2 separate regions of the Homo sapiens genome follow, and region 1 is linked to region 2. A link is an interaction called in ENCODE POLR2A ChIA-PET data of the cell type or tissue named here. Cell type or tissue: PC-3. All regions are shown on one strand. Links, peaks and the distances in the headings refer to the core of each region. The heading gives the core; the rest is flanking DNA. Region 1 overlaps SH3TC2-DT (SH3TC2 divergent transcript). Region 2 has its middle 13 kb from the start of ADRB2.

Evidence for each region. Peaks named below come from ENCODE experiments on the same cell type or tissue, not always from the same donor. Only the 100,000 strongest peaks of a DNase experiment are listed, where the experiment ranks them.
Region 1: POLR2A ChIA-PET joins it to region 2 with 11 read pairs; 2 of 35 experiments call an interaction of 5 or more read pairs at or near these places.

What each region holds. Positions count from the first base shown.
Region 1 is chr5:149,073,044-149,075,955 of GRCh38, forward strand. All of the region lies in intron 2 of SH3TC2-DT (SH3TC2 divergent transcript), which reads left to right. Among named protein-coding and RNA genes, the nearest start is that of SH3TC2-DT, 11 kb to the left of the region's middle. RefSeq lists an enhancer at 1-1,156. In PC-3, for the core only: no CTCF peak of the experiment used is centred there; DNase peaks (open chromatin) are centred at 388 and 1,258; H3K27ac peaks cover 1,913 bases.
Region 2 is chr5:148,837,668-148,840,579 of GRCh38, forward strand. No RefSeq gene overlaps it. Among named protein-coding and RNA genes, the nearest start is that of ADRB2, 13 kb to the left of the region's middle. In PC-3, for the core only: no CTCF peak of the experiment used is centred there; no DNase peak of the experiment used is centred there.

The DNA of each region.
Region 1 (2,912 bases), core at 253-2,752, 240 kb after region 2:
TAAATGCATATTGAGCCCTTATCATGTGCTCATGTGAAAATTCCTCACTTAATATTCACCCCCAACTAAAAATAAGGAAAGTAAGAGTCTGAGTGATTTTCTCCAGTTCTGTCTGCCGGTCAGATTGGAACAAAGGCAGTGTGACCCCAGAGCCTTTGCCTTACCACTCAGCTCTACTTCTTTGTCAGAAACACCAAACCAGGCATCTGTGGTGGTGGGGCCTGGCAGCCACCAGAAATATAGACTACTAAGTCTTGGGCAAGGCTTCCTCCTGACTTTCTTCTGTATGAGATGTGAAACCTGCCCTCTCCAGGGGTCAGCTGAGGAACCAGCAGTGGTAGCTCCAGGAAAGAAGGTAGGGCTGCTGACCAGGGCTTAGGTCACCAAGCTGCTGACTCTGACTCACCTGGGAAAGCTGACTGGCTTTTAAAGCATCCACTCCCCATTTTGTGTCTCCTATGGGCAAACCTGAGGTCAAGGGCAGAAAACCAAAGCATCACCCTGGAAGGTTAGCACCGAAAGTGCCCTTGAACAGTAATGTGTCTATTCCTCTACTCCTTATCTCCTCCAAACCCATTTAAGACCATAGAGGCTATGTTCCTTGTCCTACATTGTCTTGGAAGGTTTGTGACAAATCCTATACTAGAGCTCAAATATGAGGACTTTCATGTTCAGTGTGCTTCCACAAAAGATGCTAACATGAATTAGTTCCTGGTTTGAAAGGAATAGTATCAACAACAAAAAGGGCGTCCACTCAGAGACCCCATCTGAAGGTCACCAACATCAAAGACCAAAGGTAGATAAATTCACGAAGATGGGGAGAAACCAGCTCAAAAAGCCTGAAAATTCCAAAAACCAGAATGCCTCTTCTACTCCAAAGGTTCACAACTCCTCACCAGCAAGGGAACAAAACTGGACAGAGAATGAGTTTGACGAATTGACAGAAGTAGGCTTCAGAAGGTGGGTAATAACAAACTCCTCCGAGCTAAAGGAGCATGCTCTAACCCAATGCAGGGAAGCTAGGAACCTTGAAAAAAGGTTAGACAAAATGCTAACTAGAATAACCAGTTTAGAGAAGAATATAAATGACCTGATGCAGCTGAAAAACACATGAATTAGTTCCTGTTTTAAAATTAGGTTTCCTGGTGAGCAGGCTGGAATAGAATCAAGTGTGTGTGTGTGCATGCATGTGTGTGTGTGTGTATCTGTGTGTGTGCCAAGTTCATGATACAAGCCCAGGACTGACACTCCCTACCACTCCCAGGGAAAGGAATTTCTCCTAAGTTCAACTTGTCTTTCAGGAAAATTTAGATTTTAAGCATCTGACCCAGTAAATGGGACAGGAAAGAGGAGCCCTGCCATCCAGTGAGTCCTGCTCAGGTGTCTTTCCTGGAGAAACACTCACACCTGTGTAGCAAGAGGCCTGTGCAAGAAAGCCAACAGCAGCATCACAAGAAATAGTGAGGAGTGGAAGGAACTCAAATGCCCATCAATACAGGAGTGATTATCCAGCAGTTAAAATGAATGAAGTGGGTCTTCACAGAGTCAAGGAAAGATCCCTAAGACATTATTACACAAGGAAGAAGGAGAAGAAAAGAAAGTTGGCAATACAATGCATACAATATGATCCCATTTGTGAAAAAGAAAGAACATCCCAACCATATGTGTGTATGTAGAAAGTAGATCCTCTTGCCTGATAATTTCAATGGATTTAATTCCACAATTGTGCACCGAGTGCCCTCTTTGTGCAGGCCTTGTAATCCATAAGGAAATCATCTAGCAGGGAGAAGTGTAGGCAACATCCCTGCCCTCTAGTAGCTGGATAAGGGAGGGGTAAATCATGCCTGAGCCAGCAGAGCATACCTGAGCCCCCAGAGCCATAACCAACCCCATACCTCACCCCTCAGAATCAGTGTCAGCCCAGGAGAGTAGCCACAACCCCAGCATTCAAGCCCATGTGTCACCAAGCCCCTTGGGGATCCAGAGATGGTCTCACCAGAGCAGCTGCACCTCTGATGCCTGAGCAGATGTGGTGCCCTACCCCCTAGGGAAACAGAGTCTTGGCTGTTCTATTTCACCCTACCCTTTGGGCTGTGCAACTGCAGAGCTCCATCTTCTCGGATCTGAACCAGCCCTCTGGAGTCTGAGCTGCTGAGGTGTTGCACCTCCCCAAGGTATTGAGCTATCATTGCCCTGCTCCCCACCTCCTAGAGCCCAAGCCACAGCTGTGCACCTCCATTCTAGGAATTCTCTGCCACTGCACCTGGACTTACACACCCTGGGCCACTGTCGTGTTCCACCTCTGCAGAGTCCAGAGTCACCATGATGTGCTACTTCCTCTCCTGATGCCTGAGTTGCCACTGTACCCTATCGGCTCTAGGCCCAAGTTTCTGGAACACTCCTTCCTCCCCAGAGCCATACCAGTGCTGTGCCCTGACCCCCAGCATCAGAGTCACAGCTACACACCTGACCCCTGGGCCCAAGCTACTGGGGAGTGGCTCAGAGTAACAGTCCTCTGTTTAGTGCAGGAGCTTCATCCACTTGTCACAGAGAGTGAACACCCACCTTACAGGTTCTACAACAGTACAACAAGACATTGAAGCCAGGACCCAAACTCCACAGCTACTCCAAGCAGCTGTAGTCTGGAACACAGAACCACTGTGGCTGCCTGTGGCCTGTGTCAGACCCAACACCAAGAGGGATCCCCTCAGCTACTTCTTCCCACTGTGGGAAAAAAAAAAACAAGAGGACCCCCCCCGCAAAGACTTTTCCACTGAGAGCTCTAACAACCGACCCTGCCACCACTGCTGCTACAAACTCTTGGAGCCTCAGCCACTGATTCAGCTGCAGTTATCAATGATGTCAATCACAACTGAAAAAAACCTCATGGAGACTGCTCTACTGCACCCACC
Region 2 (2,912 bases), core at 194-2,693:
CAGGAGGCAGACAGGGTCACACTGTGAAGAGTCTTTTAAGCTGCATTAAGAATTTGGATCTTTAGCCTTAGAGCATTTAGAAGCTATTGATGTATTTGCAGCAGAGTTCAGATTAGTATTTTGAGAGAACATCTCTGAAGATATGCTTACTTATACAAAAGCATTCTCATATAGATAAGTGCACACAGATGGGTCCATGCATGCATTTGTGTGTGTTTTCTTTTTCTTTTTTTTTTTTTTGAGATGGAGTTTCACTCTTGTTGCCTAAGCTGGAGTGCAGAGGAGCAATCTCCACTCACTGCAACCTCTGCCTCCCAGGTTCAAACGATTCTTCTGTCTCAGCCTCCTGAGTAGCTGGGATTACAGGCATGTGCCACCAGGCCTGGCTAATTTTTTGTATTTTTAGTAGAGACAGGGTTTCACCATGTTGGTCAGGCTGGTCTCAAACTCCTGACCTCAGGTGATCCACCTGCCTGGCCTCCCAAAGTGCTGGGATTACAGGTGTGAGCCACCGTGTCCAGTCGTATGTTTTCTTAGAAATGCATATAAGTATTCACTCACAAGCTCTGCCTCTCAGAATACATCTCTCTGTATTTACATGCACGATGTATATAAACCTGGTATGTGTTGGGAGGCAAGGAACACCATCCTCATGGGGTATCATTAGGCCTAAGCCAGTCTTGGAGGTGGAGTGGTGGGGGGACTAGGGAAATGATATATCCAGCCTCAACACTCTGCCTTTGTAGCTTCCCTGGGCTTTGCTGCTTGGCCTCATGCATGTGCCACCAGCTCTACTCCCCCTCCTCTTGGCTCAGAGTACCCAGGGACAAGGTGGGGTTTCTTCCAGAACATGATCATTGACTATTCTTGGCCTGGGCAAGGAGGGGAGGCTGGGCAGGCCGGGTTACATAAAGATTGCCTTGTGCCCTCTCAGAGTTGTAAGCAAAGCCTTTGCCTAGCTCCAAGCCTGGAATACTCTTTGCATAGAGTTGGTAATACTGAGAACTAAACACAAGTAACAATGGGGAAACATAGAGGTCTTCAGGTCCTGGTGGGGACTGTGGTGGGACTAGAAGTAGTGCATCCCATAAGCAACCACTGTATGCAACACTGGAGGAAGACACAGACAAAGCCCGGTAGGAAAGCCTGTTCAAGGCAAGATATCTGTCTATTTTCCTCATCGCCTTGGCACAATAAACACACATACACACATATTTACACATTAGCAATTTTCCCTTCAGTGGGTGTAGCATCTCACAGCAGAGGAAGCACCAAGTAATTTATGAGCCACGATACTCTGAATTATTTTCCCTCCAATGAAATAGAACTATATTTACGTACATTTTGCTCCTGTTTACTAGCAGAGTCAGCAAGGGCTTTAACCAGAGCCAGTGATAGTCTCCAGGAGATCAGTGGAAACATTCATGCAGAAGCAAAGGCTCACCTAAAGCCTTACAGGCCATAAATATGGTCCCAAATGATTTTTTCTTTAATTCATTTATTTATTTTTGTAGATAGCTCACTGTCTCACCCAGGCTGGAGTGCAGTGGCACAATCATAGCTCACTGCAGCCCCAAACTTCTGGGCTCAAGCAATCCTCCCACCTCAGCCTCCTGAGTAGCTGCGACTACAGGCTCACACCATCATACCCAGCTAGTTTTTTTTTTTTTTTTTTTTAGTTTAGTTTTTATTTTTTGTAGAGACAGGGTCTATCTATGTTGCCCAGGCTGGTCTCACCACTCCTGCTCTCAAGCGATCCTCCTGCCTCCACCTCCCAAAGTGTTGGGATTATAATTTTTTTATATTCTAAAGATTTCTACCCACTGAGATTTTGTTTTCCAATGTAAGCTTAGAAAATGTTTCCTTCCAAAATTAAAAGGAATCTGATAATGTAAGTTGAAGTTCTTTTCATTTTGCTTTAGGCTGTGTAGGAGACATGCTTCTTTTCTCTTTGTTGGTTGCCTTTTTATGCTAGCAAGGGACCAGATCCATCACACTGCTGCAGATCATAACACTCAAGGGGACAGTGTATGATAACATTTCCTCATATTGACCCAGAATTTACAGAGGGCAGTTTGTAAAGGGCTTATATATCTACCATCTTGTTTAATCCTCATGACAACTCTGAGGTCAGCGTGGTTGTTCCCATTTCACAGATACAAAGACTGAAGTTAGAAGACTTGCTGAAGGACATGGAGCAATTGTAATACATGGCTGGGTGAGAACCTGAATTCAGTTCTTCATGTTCAGGCTCAGAAAATAACACAAGTTTTGCTACACTCTCCTACCCTCCTAAGACTTAGGGCTCTTCTCAACGTATTCCTCTATTTTCTGGTGCATTCTTGTCTTATAAAGTCAGGGTTAACCCTCCCCAGCACTGAAGCTACAGCTCCCAAGTTGCAGATAAGCAATTGCCTGCTCCAGGGACAGCCCCAGGATGCTTTTACTGTTGACAAGCCCCAAGCTTGGGTGAGCTCATGTGGTTGGTAAGCAACAGTGACTCTATCAACTGTGGCTTAGAACGAAAGCTCTGAGCCTTTCACGGTCCTTGTGCCAGCCACCAGATGCACCATCACCAAGTCCAAGCTGTGGACCATGTGCTCTTCCCATACCTGTCCTCCTGGCAGCTTAGGCTCTTCTGAGGCTGTTTTTGTTCACTTTGCCTAACTCCTCTTGGGTCAGCGTATTTCTGTGGGAAGACCCAGTGTGATTTGCCCCCATCTCACACCCACTTGAAGCAGCCCAGCCAGTTTTAAGGGCCAGGTTCCACACCTCAGTAAAAATTGCAGGCTCTGGGAAGTTATTCAACTTTTTGAAAATCACTAGTGTTTGGTTGAAATGTTTTATTTTAGTCATAGCAATTAAATGTTCTTGTTTTGCACACACATCTTCCAAAAGATGTGCCTTCAGCA